3 separate regions of the Homo sapiens genome follow, and all the other regions are linked to region 1. The links are chromatin contacts, found by Hi-C in ENCODE. All regions are on one chromosome and are shown on one strand. The core of a region is the stretch at or near the end of the contact, and the rest is flanking DNA. Distances in the headings are between cores, read along the strand shown.

Evidence for each region. A loop is a pair of places that touch in the nucleus more often than their neighbours do. Pooled maps may share reads with other maps.
Region 2: a loop to region 1 is called in a pooled map, with 13 times the contacts of the local background. The contact joins the promoter of HIGD1A here to the promoter of EXOSC7 in region 1. A Hi-C loop is called at or near these places in 1 of 37 single-sample maps with no recorded cell type and 7 of 50 pooled maps.
Region 3: a map of posterior vena cava shows a loop between it and region 1 (10-fold over the local background). The contact joins the promoter of SS18L2 here to the promoter of EXOSC7 in region 1. A Hi-C loop is called at or near these places in 2 of 168 maps with a recorded cell type or tissue (naive thymus-derived CD4-positive, alpha-beta T cell and posterior vena cava), 1 of 37 single-sample maps with no recorded cell type and 13 of 50 pooled maps.

What each region holds. Positions count from the first base shown.
Region 1 is chr3:44,974,748-44,979,180 of GRCh38, forward strand. It overlaps EXOSC7 (exosome component 7), which reads left to right and starts at 1,497. Exons shown (of 8, transcript NM_015004.4): 1 at 1,497-1,587. The coding sequence starts at 1,531. ZDHHC3 (zDHHC palmitoyltransferase 3) reads right to left here and starts at 1,427. Exons shown (of 7, transcript NM_001135179.2): 1 at 1,186-1,427. RefSeq lists an enhancer at 407-951 and silencers at 1,174-1,273, 1,394-1,463.
Region 2 is chr3:42,802,982-42,807,136 of GRCh38, forward strand. It overlaps HIGD1A (HIG1 hypoxia inducible domain family member 1A), which reads right to left and starts at 1,509. Exons shown (of 4, transcript NM_014056.4): 1 at 1,455-1,509. RefSeq lists a silencer at 1,465-1,684 and an enhancer at 2,546-3,343.
Region 3 is chr3:42,589,298-42,593,683 of GRCh38, forward strand. It overlaps SS18L2 (SS18 like 2), which reads left to right and starts at 1,563. Exons shown (of 3, transcript NM_001370300.1): 1 at 1,563-1,669; 2 at 2,228-2,304. The coding sequence starts at 1,601. It also overlaps a transcript of SEC22C not described here.

The DNA.
Region 1 (4,433 bases), core at 247-2,746:
CGAAGAACTGATCATCAATTTTGGAGCTCAGCAGTTTAATGCTTAAGAATGTGAGCAAGCACTTCCTCTCTATAACCTTATCAGACGACCTCCCAATCCCACTGTGCCCACTGATGCGACCATCATAGCTCTAACCACCATGATCTGTGGTTATGTTGGCCCTGGAGCCTTCATCTGCCCAGGGAACTTCTCTGGGCATAGTATGTTTTACTTGTCTTGTGTTCTAAAGGTAGCACAAAGCCTATCTATAGTAGGCTCCCAATAGTTATCTGAAACTGTATTTGAACCCACTATCTGATAAATACCATTTTTTTTTTTTTTTGGCTGAGGGTCCTCAAAAATGGAACATCAGGAAAGTCATCAGAATTGCTTTAACCTGCCCTCCTTGCTTCAACTAATTTGGGTTAACTTTCTCCCATTTATCCACACGGCTCCTTTAAAACTTGCACCATACTTTGTCAGCCCCGCCTTAATGAGTTCCTTTGGTGACCCCAGCTTCACCTTGCAGATATCCTCTCCGGGTATCCAATGCCCATACTCCCACTCGGCCATCGCAAGGGGTTGGGGTTGGCTTTTTTTCGGGCAACTGCTCACAGCTCCCAGTAATCACTTCCATCAAGCCGGGGTTTCCAGTTCCCGCTAGGAAGCGTTGGGGACGTCCGGGCACTGCGCACCTCGCCAGTGCCGGTTACCAAGCGCCTCCTCCCCCGTCTGTGGGACAACGCTCTGGTAAGCACCCGAGGCAAGAGGTCCCAGCAAGGTAATGGGACAGCGTTCGGTCACAGAGAGTGAGCGAGCCAGCGAGAGATATTCCTGGGTGGAGGGGTGGGGACGCCTTAGGACTAGTGTCCCCCATTCCCGGACCCTTCCCACCAAGAACTACCTAGGGAGGGCTGCATCGCCTCTCCAGCCATCCTAGGGACTAGAGAAATGGAGGGGAGAAGAGCAGGGAAACAGCACCCCCGGGCCAATCACGACGTCCGCCCCTCCTTAGTCGGGGTCTCTCTCTCTCTCTCTCTCTCTCTCACACACACACACACACACACACACACACACACGCTCCTAAGTCAACTCCAGCTCTGAGCAACTACGCCGCACGCCTCTCCCACTGGGAGTCCCCCGGCCCGTGAGGCTCGCCTCACCCCAGCTTCTTCACCCCTACCCCAGTTTCCCTTCCCAACTGACCGTGAAGCCGGAGGCAGTTCCCCAGTCCCAGACCCCGGTGGGGCTCCCGCCGCCGCCGCCGCTGCCTTCCCCTGCAGTCCCCAACCCGGGACCCGGCCTCGGGCTTCGGCGATGGCTCCTCGGAACGAGGCGCCGCGGCTCTCTGGACTCGGCCAGACACCGGGCGGCGCGCAGGAGAAGCCCATCGAGCTCTCCCGGCAGTGGCGGCGGCCGCGGCTGCAGGAGCGGCCGCCGCGCAGGTTGATGACGCGCTGACGCGGGGCGGGGGGGGGTGGGACGTGGGGGCGCGGTCCAGAGGAGGGGACGCGCGCAGATGACGTGCGGCTCGTGGGGCAGCTCGGCAGCATGGCGTCCGTGACGCTGAGCGAGGCGGAGAAGGTGTACATCGTGCATGGCGTCCAGGTAGCTACAGCAGCGGCGTTGGGTCGGCCGCCGGGTTCAGCCTGGCCCTGCGGGTCGCGGCCTGCCCTGGGTTTGCCAGTGAGGAGGCAGCCGAGCTGCGGCGACTCTCCGTTTACCTTGTGATTAAACGGTTCTGCTGCCGGCGTTTGCAATTCAGAGCTGGCAACGTGGACGTTTTTAGGACTGTTAGCGCATTTGCAGTTTTGCGGGTCTATAAGATTCCGAACCCGGGCAGGAAGCTTGGGCAGTCTCGGAGGCCTTTTCTTAGTGAGAGAGCATCGGCCCCAGGGCCATCCATTCGGCGTTCGCGCACAGATCTTGTCCGAGCCTCAGTTTTCTCTTCGAGGAAATGGGAGTTTGGAGGTGGGCTTCTGGCCTGCTTTTCCTCACCTCGTGGTTAGGAGGGCGCATGCGAGGTGAACGCACTTTGAAAATACAAATTGCCGTACAAATAAAGGGGGAAGGGTTTTTAAAAAGCGGCTAGGACGCCTGTAATCCCAGCACTTTGGGAGGCCGAGGCGGGCGGATCACGAGGTCAAGAGACCGTCCTGACCAACATGGTGAAACCCCGTCTCTGCTAAAAATACAAAAAAATTTAGCTGGGCGTGGTGGCGCACGCCTGTAGTCCCAGCTACTCGGGAGACTGAGGCAGGAGAATCGCTTGAACCCGGGAGGCGGAGGTTGCAGTGAGCCGAGTCTCAAAAAAAAAGCGGCTAGGCAGCCGATAGCCTAAGTGCTGTTTCCATTTTGCCAATGAAGAACTAAGATCCCTAGGCAGCTATAACCTAATGTCCTCTGTGTTCTATATTAAATCCCTGGTTATGACCACTCCAGAACGAGGGTTGAAAAATGTTGGACCTGGTAACGAGCTACCCTGTATCCTCCTCCGGCTGTGTCTCCACTTGTTAACCTACGGTGTGGTCCTCCTATCAGAGTTCTTCATCCCATCCTTGGCAGAGTTCTGGCGACAGCTCCTACCTCTTTTCCTCATGCCTTTCCTCTGTCAGTACCAACTGCAAAGTCAGTGGTCCCGTGATGTAGCCATCGGATTGAAGCGGCCAGCTATCATTGAAGTCCCACAACGTGAGTTAAGGACATGTCCATTTAAAAATCGTGACCTGCCGTTATCTTCTGGGCCCTTTATATATGAAGAAATGCCAATATTTAGCATATTATGCCTGGATAATAAAGTCAGAACTCACAGTTGCATATTTTAGTTATAATTCAGGATTAACAACAGTGGGACATATGTGTGTATTACAGGGTAACATGTATGTTATTTGTGTGTGAGGGGGCATAAAAATGCCCAAAAGCAGTTAGATATGTCTTTCCCTGCTATATTTTTGTATACACTTTGTTCAGGTGATTTTTATCCTCAAAGTATTTTTTTAGGGACACATTACGGATAACCGTTTTCCTCTAAATTTAAAAACCTTTGGTCTTCTTTGTTACCGGAGCTTACCATGATGTAGTGACTCTGTCATGTGTCCTATTTTCTCTCAACATTTCATCCCTGAAAGTGGCACTGAGGCATGGATATATCTGTAACCTCAAGGTTAGAGCTTTCTCCCCAGCACCCTTAATTCCCACGGCAGTTCATTAGCTATCCAGCAGCAGAGTCCCACCATGGTCATTAGTTAATTTTATTTACCAACATATATCTAGCTCCTGGCATGTTATGTGGGAAACAGCAGGGATGCCAAAACATGGTTGTGAAATAAATGAAAGATAGGAGGGAGACAAACAGAGAGTAAAAGTGAATAAAATAAAAACAAAGGTAATGTAAGATCTATGCCAAGGAAGTGGTATAGTTAGTGGAGGTTGAAGTTAAAGTATACCAGGGGCCGGGCATTGTGGCTCACGCCTGTAATCCCAGCACTTTGAAAGGCTGAGATGGGAGGATTGCTTGAGCCTAGGAGTTTGAGACCAGCTTGGGCAACACAGTGAGAGCCCATCTCTAAAGAAATAATTTTTTTTTAATAAATAAAAAGAATTCCAGGGACTTGTAATGCTCTGAAGGCTTCCCTAAGGAGGTGGAATTGCTCCCCTAAATCCATGTCAAGGATTCCTCCTCTGTATCTTCAGGACTCAGTATTCATTCATTCAACACAGAACTGAGCTAGACTCAGGGGCTAGGAAGGAACCTGTCCTTATATAGCTCTCATGCTAGAAGGAAGATGCAGAAACTATAAATGTACTTGAGTGTTTATATATAAAATTGTACTGAATGCTATGAAGGAAAAAACGGACACGATCTAGACTGGGAGGTCAGAGGAGGCTTCCCTAAGGAAATAGCATTTGAACTGAGTTCTCAGCATGACTGAGAATTAAGTAGGCACCAGTGTTCCAGAAGGAAGGGGTGGTGAGTCTGTAAATCCTCAGGTGGAGGACATGTGGAGCCCAAGGGGTGGGCTGGGGGAAATGGTGGAAGATCAGCTTGCAGAGGTGGCCAGAAGCACGATCCTAGAGGTCTTAGAGGTTCAGTCATTCGCTCATCATGGATCTTGGAAGGCAATAGCCTGTTGACTTGTCTGTATGGGGGACCCTTAAGGCATAGCCAGTGTCTAGCACTTGGTAGGTTCTTAGTAGCATTGAATGGGTGATGTAAGCTTTAAAGGGGGAATGAGTTGGATGGTGTTTTTATTTTTTAAATTAAACCTCCCTCTCACCAGTACCATGGACATATTTGGGCACAGTTGTTGGTAAATGCTCAGCTCTGTGTATCACAGAGCCATGCAGAGTAATGGGCTTCAAATCAACGTCTTCATAAGGGCTTATTAATGTTGGCCCAAAATATGCCATATGTATAGAGGAGCAAAACACAATTTACACCATCCAAATAAAGG
Region 2 (4,155 bases), core at 259-2,758, 2.2 Mb before region 1:
GTAAACGGAATCTTCTTCAGTGACTTAACTCATCTAACAATTTCAATTGTGATTTGAAAAGACTTTTTTCACTACACCACTGCCAGACTTTCCTTCATTATCGTTTTCTCATCCACCCACAGTAGTTGTCCCAGATTTCTGTCAGAAAGTTGAATAGACGCTAAAAAAGGCACCAGTAACCAGATATTTAAAGTCAGTTTGGAGAGCACAAATTAATTCTGTACGCTTAGTAAGACACGACTGAAGACCTTTCCACAGGGAACCTAAAGAGGCATTAAGGGAAGATGAGCCGTCCAGCATCAGGAGACGTAACAGGTTGAATGAAGGATCTTTCTTCACAGTCATTTTGTCACGGGAATTACTATCTAAAGCAACGCTGGCTTCAAACTGATTTTGCATCAGTCGCCCATCAGCTTGTTTAAAATGGCTGCCAAGGCCCCAGCATGGAGATCCGGATTCAGGTGGTCTGGGGCAGAGCTCAAGGAATCTTTAAGAAGCCCCTTCAAGTGACTCTGGTGCACAAAGAGAACTCCTAGTATACAGGACTCCAAATATGTGTGTCATGCTGGAGCTTCATGACCAGGTTGTCACCGCTTCAACCTGTTAGAACTTTCCATCCAAACCTGTCTTACTCCAAAGTGCCTTTGTACTTCCGGAAGCAGGGATCCCTGTCGTGGGGATTACTCCGAAGAGGGAAATAGCTGCTTCCCACTCCGGGAATTTAAGACAAAGGCGAATATCACTGCTGCATCATGTCGGCTGCTCCTAATTCTGCCCTTACGCTGTGCTTTGTAATCTCTAACCCGCCGACTCGGCAGGAGAAAAATTTAATTCGGTCACAGAAGCACTACACAGGACCCTAGGCCTTATCACTTTCCCAGGGTGGAGGAAACACCAGGTCGGGGAGAAAAGCAAGACCAGGACTGGAAGGTCCTCTGCTAGTACGCCCTCCCCTCAACCTCCCGACCTTCCTCGCCGCCTCTCTTCCTGTGACCTTGTCGTGACTCCGTGACCGGAGCGCTCGCTCTCCTATCCCGCCTCGCCTGCCGCTTAGCCCGCTCTTCAGAATGTTCCAAGCTCCGGGGAAGCTCCCGCTCCTCGCTCCCCGCCGTCGGGCCCAGTCAACACCCTCCTGGCCCCCGTCTCTCATTACCACCCCATCAGCGAGTCTTCCCCGCTCGGCAACTCACTCCACAAGCTTCTGCTCCATCTCCTCGCTGGCTCCGTCTCCCCTCACCCGAAGGACCCTAGGCCTCGGCTCCCGACTCCTCTCATCCGCCCATGCTCGAGGCCGGGCCTGAGCCCCGGCAACTCCACCTCTCCTCCCTCATTCGAGACACGGACTCCCAGCCCCCACCCCCAAAGTCCTTTCGGCCTGGCCAAGCGCTGCCCCACTTCTTCCCGCCCCGCGGCCCGAGTCCCTGGCTCGCAGTCCCCCGGCTTGTTTCGCTTACCTAGAGCGAGAAAACCTCTCACACCCCAACCGGCTTCCGATCCCTGCAGGCGCACCCAGTCCTCCCGGCTTCTCCCCACCCACAGCCGTCCCAGCCAATCAGAGGCCAGCGGCCGCAAAAGGACGCGTGCGTGTGCGCGGCGGGTGGGGCAGTGCAGAGCGGGTCCTGGATTGGCTGGGCCGGTGAGTGCTGGCCCACTACCCCGGCTCTAGCGTACTGGCGGAGACAGACGTGAGAGCTCGGCGCCTGGGGTTCGCGCCCGGGCACTTGAGGGGCTTTGGCTCCTGGCCCAAGGACTCCTCAGATTTCTCCTGCCCTTTTCCCCTCGGGCAGCGGAGGCGAGCACCGCGAACGCCGTGTCCCGAGCGCCGCCGCCTGCGGACGCCTCACGGGCCGGGAAGGGATGCGGGTGAGGGGTTTCGGCTGCGGGTGAGGTTGTGTTCCCCGACCCACCCGGGTCCGACTGCTTGTTCTCGCCGTTCAGTAACGAGATGCAGACAGACTGGGAAAGAACGGAGTTTATTTCTGCAACAGGTTACAGGGAGAAGGTCGGAGTAACTCACCAGACCAACTCAAAATTATTAATACAAGTTTTTCTAGTGCTTAAATACATTCAGTGCATTTACAAGTCGAAAGCCAAAGTGTTTCACTCAAGCCAATCTTTAACGGTAATAGGGTCAGGTGTCTAGACAATTGCTTCAGAGCCTTGGAAATAATCTAAAGTGGGTCCTGGTACAAGGTGTGCAAGAACAACTCCATTATTTTAATTAAACTCTAGGGGTTGAAAAAGCTCAGGCGGGATCCTAATGGACTTGTCTTTACATTCTAGCCTTTCTCCTAAGGCACCAGTTTCTCCAATGTTTAACTTATACATGCATCAGAATGACAGTGAGGCGTTGGTGAGAGCTGCTCTGGTTGCTAATGGAGATCTGGCCTGCCACAGTGGGAGCAGAGCTTGCCCAGTGCGCCGGGACGACTGCGGGCTCCATCCATTCCGCTCCCAGGGCGGTTGTCGGCCAGGACCGTGAGCTGTCAGGTCCCCCGCGGGATCCTTCCTGGAGCTTACACTATAGTAGGAGGCAGCCAGTACTTGCAAGCACGGGGTCGCGGGAACTACGACCTCACCCAGGCCAGGCGACCTTTCTCTCAAGAAGGAGATGTCAGAGGCCCCTCGTGACAGCGAGCTTCCGGGGACAGGGCTCCTAATGTGTTTGTCAAGTAAATAATGAGTAATAATCCGGCCAATTGGTGGGTCAACGAAAAAAGTCAAACTCTAAGATATTTGAAGAGATTTATTCTGAACCAAATGTGAGTGACCGTGGCCCCTGACACAGCCCTCAGGAGGTCCTGAGAACATGTGCCCAAGGTGGTCCAGGCACACTTGGTTTTATACATTTTAGAGAGGCATGAGACATCAATCAAATACATTTAAGAAATACATTGGTTTGGTCCAGAAACGGGGGACAACTCAAAGGCGAGAGGGGAGGGGGCTTCCAGGCTATAGGTAAATTTAAACATTTTCTGGTTGATAATTGGTTGAGTTTGTCTGAAGACCTGGGATCAACAGAAAGGGAATGTTCAAGTTAAGATAAAAGATTGTGGAGACCAAGGTTCTTTTGAAGTCTTGTAGTGGCTGCCTTTAGAGACAATAGATGACAAATGTTTCCTATTCAGATGTTTGAAAGGTGCTAGACTTTTAATCTCTTTAGGATTGGGGGGCCTGGAAGAAAAAGATCTAGCTATGTTATAGGGATTCTTTACAGATGAGAATTTTTCCCCGCAAAGGACAGCTTTGTATGGCCATTTCAAGATATGGCAAAGAAATATGTTTTGGGGTAAAATATTTTTATTTTCTTCCTTGTCTTATAATGTTATGCCAGAGTCAAGTTGGAAAGTAAGTCACGATATATAGAGTTAAATAAAACCCATTTGATGATAACTTATTATTTGTGGGGCATGACTCCCCAGACCCCTTAGATAGGAATTTGGGCATGATAAAAAAAATCAGAGCTTAGTCCTCAGATGCAAAGCATCTACAACTGCACCATGGAGAAATCTGTGATTAAGTTAGAGTTTCTTGATATAACCACAAAACAAGGCAGACTACCAAGTGCTCGTCATACAGATAGGAACTAAATGTCATGGGCTCAGGATTTTGAAAATCGTTCATCTCATAATTAAGATACATGTAAGAAACATTTCATGCTATGGATGATTAAGAACTTCATACTTCGCTGGGCACGGTGGCTCACGCCTGTAATCCAAGCACTTTGGGAGGCTGAGGCAGGCGGATCACCAGGTCAGGAGATCGAGACCATACTGGCTAACACAGTGAAACCCCGTCTCTACTAAAAATACAAAAAATTAGCCGGGTGTGGTGGCGTGCACCTGTAGTCCCAGCTACTGGAGAGACTGAGGCAGGAGAATGGCGTGAACCCGGGAATCGGAGCTTGTAGTGAGCCAAGATCGCACCACTGCACTCCAGCCTGGGTGACAGAGAGAGATTCTGTCAAAAAAAAAAAAAAAAAAAAAAGAGAGAACTTCATACTTTGATTATATGGTAGCTTTCAGCTCCTTGAAGGCACATATTTTGTCTGGATGATCCTGGTATCTCCTTGAATGCTGCCTGTGTGCTCAATAGAAATTCAATAATGGTAAATGAAGAAAGATGTAAATGCTGCAATAACTGGAGGGTTTAAAA
Region 3 (4,386 bases), core at 313-2,812, 2.4 Mb before region 1:
AAGCTGCCTTTTCACAGGTTTGAATAAAGGGATTGTGGAGAGAAAGCCCAGTAAAGCAGATGAGCTTGCTCAGGATCAGGGCCACCACTCAGGGGAATAAAGCTCTAGGGACCTCCCCTTTTTAGGAGTGTAGGTTCCCAAGATCTCCCTCCTAAATGAAGTGGCCGCTGCTCACTCCAGGGAAAACGAATCTTGTTACCACATCCACCACGGATGGCTAGAACAGGGGACCGGTACCGCATAGCAGGAGGTGAGCAGAGGGCGGATAAGCATTACCGCCGAGCATTCTGCCCCCTCAGATCAGCGGGGGCATTAGGATCAGCGGGAGCATTAGATTCTCACAGGAGCGTGAACCCTATTGTGAACTGGACTTGCAAGAGATCTAGGTTGCGCGCTCCTAATGAGAATCTAATGCCTGCTGATGTGAGGTAAAAGAGTTTCATACCAAAACCACCCCCACCTCCGTGGAAGACAAGAAAAATTGTCTTCCACGAAACCAATTCCTGGTGCCAAAAAGGCTGGGGACCACTGGTCTAGAAGACTACAACCAATTCAGTTGCAGTGGTCACCAGGAGTAACCATGTGGCCCAAGAAGGTATGTCCAGCTTCCTCCTTGCATCTTGCGGCACAACACCTTTGCGGTATGGTGCCTGGGCAGTCCCGGGTTGTTAAGGGTGAGAGTTCTAAAGCCAGGCTGCCCGTATTCAGAGACTGGCTTTGCTAAGGAACCTTGGGCAAGTTACTTAACCTGTTTCGTCATCTGTAAAATGGAGAAAATACCAGTGCTTTTTAGGGTTGCCAACCTAATAAGCATTATTCCTGCCCCAAATAAGTCCAGGCTATGTGGAAAAACGCGAATTTCTCGTTCAGCAAAGAGTAAAGCTAATACCAGAGTTTTCCTGGCCTGCAGATTTGGCCTGGCAGGAGACAATGCCATAGCCAATGTTCATGCTCCAGATGCAGACCTGGAGGCACAGAGTGATGTAGAGAGGACAATGGATCTGAAGCCATGTATCTGGGTGCCAGACACGCTGGGTGAAGCCGAGCAAACCGCTCCTGCAGATAGATTGAGTATGCACACCCAGCACTTTGGGAGGCCGAGGCGGGCGGATCACGAGGTCAGGAGACCGAGACCATCCTGGCTAATATGGTGAAACCCCGTCTCTACTAATACAAAAAATTAGACGGGCGTGGTGGCGGGCGCCTGTAGTCCCAGGAGGCGGAGCTTGCAGTGAGCTGAGATGCGCCACTGCACTCCAGCCTGGGCGACAGAGCGAGACTCCATCTCAAAAAAAAAAAAAGCATGCACAGCCTAACACTGGAGGTGCTGACGCCAGGTAGGTCAGCAGTAGACCCAGCCCCAACCCACAAGTTTCGCTCTCCAGACTGCGCAAGCGCAAAGGATACGAAAACGCCCCCGGCGTTCTGGGGGCTGGGACCGAGGAAAGCGCTGAGTATAGCTCTTGCGCGTCCAGTCACAAATGACGTCCCTTCTGTACCCCGCCCTGTAGGCGGGAGCATCCAATCAACTTCGAGAGCGTAGGCCCCACCTATCGTGGGTCGAGTTGCTTGGCGGTCGTGGTTCCGGAGGTTCCTCGGGATGTCGGTGGCCTTCGTACCGGACTGGCTGAGGGGCAAGGCGGAAGTCAATCAAGAGACTATCCAGCGGGTGAGCATCCACGCGGGCGGGCGGGCGGGCGGAGAGAAGTCGGGATCCCGAGGGGCTGCGGGGTGCGAGAAGCATCCTGTAGTGAGCGGCCTCCCAGCTGACTGTGAAGGGTGCTGAGCAGCCGGGGTGCGGGGTGAGATGGGCACGAAATCAGCACAGGCGCCGGGGCAGGACCCCGGCATGGGGTTCGGTCCCCCGCCGTCCAGACGTCACACTGCACTAACCCTTTCTCTCCTTTTTTTTTTTTTTTTGAGACGGAGTCCCGCTCTGTCGCCCAGGCTGGAGTGCAGTGGTGCATCTTGGCTCACTGAAACCACCGCTTCCTGGCTTCAAGCGAGTCTCCTGCCTCAGCCTCCTGAGTAGCTGGGATTACAGGAGCGCGACGCCACTCCCGGCTAATTTTTGTATTTTTAGTATGGGGTTTCCCCATGTTGGCCAGGCTAGTCTCGAACTCCTGACCTCGTGATCCGCCTAGATCGGCCTCCCAAAGGGCCGGGGTTACAGGCGTGAGCCACTGCGCCCGGCCTGCACTGACCCTTTCTTTCTCTGATCTTTCAGCTCCTTGAGGAGAATGACCAGCTGATCCGCTGTATTGTGGAGTATCAGAACAAGGGCCGCGGGAACGAGTGCGTGCAGTAAGTACCCCCACCCCCGCGCCCCTGACCTGTGGGTAGAGGGGAAGCCTGTGTGATGCGGTGCTTTCTCGAACTAAGAGTCTTGGGTGATTGATCGCAGTTAAGCCCCTCTTTGAACTGAGGAAAGAGAGGCTCAAAGAGTTTGCCAACCTGCCCAAGACCATACAACGAGTACACTGCGGAGCCTGGAGTCAGACGTGGCTCTTTCTTCAAAATGTGAATTATTCTCACTGCAAAGCCTCCTTCACTCAAAGCTATGCCGGCTGATGACAACAGGGATGGGGGTGAGAGCACACAGAAAACTAAGCTCAGGAGATTAGAGCCATGGCCCCTTTCTCATCTTGGATCCCTGCCTCATCCTTTCTCTGTTAAGTGAAGGGGTCAGGCCATTTGACTGCTAAGCTTCCTCTCATTTCTAACTTCCCGTCAGTCTGTTAGTGACACACACACAAAGACAAACAAAGGATTTACAAGTTAAGTCAAAGGTAAATTGTGCATAATAATTTAATGCACTCCCTAAGTAGATACCAAAATGAGAGAAAATAGAGTCTGAGTCTCTTTTCCGAATCTAGTCCAGGTATTACGCCCATTTTTTTCTTTTCTTTTTTTTTTTCTTTTTGAGACAGTCTCCCTCTGTCACCCAGGCTGGAGTGCAGTGGTGCAATCTCGGCTCACTGCAACCTCCACCTCTGAGGTTCAAGCAATTCTCGTGCCTCAGCCTCTGAGTAGCTGGGACTACAGGCGTGTGCCACCACGCCCTGCTAATTTTTATATTTGTAGTAGAGACAGGGTTTCACCATGTTGGCCAGACTGGTCTCAAACTCCTGACCTCAGATGATCCACCCACCTCGACCTCCCAAAGTGTTGGAATTACAGGCATGAGCCACCACGGCCGACCTTATGCCCATTTCTTATAGAAAAATATATTATTTCATTGTTACTGAAGAAATGTTTCACAATCCCTACCCCCTAGAAAAATTACCTACAGTCCCTCACTGAATACCTTAATAGAATAGTAGAGATATCAGTTTTTGGGTAAATCTTTACATCTGACTCTGGCATTTGGTAATTTGATTTTTAAAAGTTTATGGTAAATACCTTCTCCTTTTTCTATATGAAAAATGGTTGCAAAACATTCCATTTGGTACAGTAATTCTCAACCCAAGGGTAAGAAAGTTATCAAAATCTCCTAGTGGGGTTTTTCAATTGCACAGGCCATGCTTTCTGAGCCCTTGTCTGATTTATTTTTTTGGGTGAAGAACTCTACCCCCCCCACCGTAAACTTATGTTGATCATGAAAATGTTTTGTCCCTTCTTGAAGTTGTTGAACAGATATTTTATAAGTACAGTTGGTCCTCTGTATCCATGGGTTCTGCATTGCATTTCAAAAATATTGGGGAGCACAAAACAATGAAAAATAGCAACACAACAATAAAAAAAATACAGTATAACAACTATTTATATGGCATTTAAGTTGTATTAGTTATTATAAGTAATCTAGAGATTATTTAAACTGTGAGCCAGGTGTGGTGGCTCATCCCTGTAATCCCAGTACTGTGGCATTACAGTGGGAGGCTGAGGCGGGCAGATCATCTGAGGTCAGGAGTTCAATACCAGCCTGGCCAACATGGCAAAACCCCATCTCTACTAAAAACTAAAAATACAAAAATTAGCCAGGCGTGGTGTGTGCCTGTAATCCCAGCTACTTGGGAGGCCGAGGCAGGAGAATTGCTTGAACCCAGGAGGTGGAGGTTGCAGTGAGCCAAGATCACGCCACTGCACTCTAGCCTGGGTGACAGAGCAAGACTCCGTCTCAATAAATAAATAAATTAAAGTATATGATATGGAAGGCTGTGTGTAGGTTATATACAAATACTATGCCATTTTTTATAAGGGACTTGAGCTCGAGCATCCTCAGATTTTGATATCTAAGGGGAGGAGGGAGGTGTCCTGGAACCAATCCTCTGTGGATACCAAGGGACAATTGTACTCCTGGTACCAGGCACTGTTTCAGACTCTGGGAAATCCATAGTAAAACAGATACCAGCTCTGCACTCACAGAGCTGACATTCTAGACTCTAG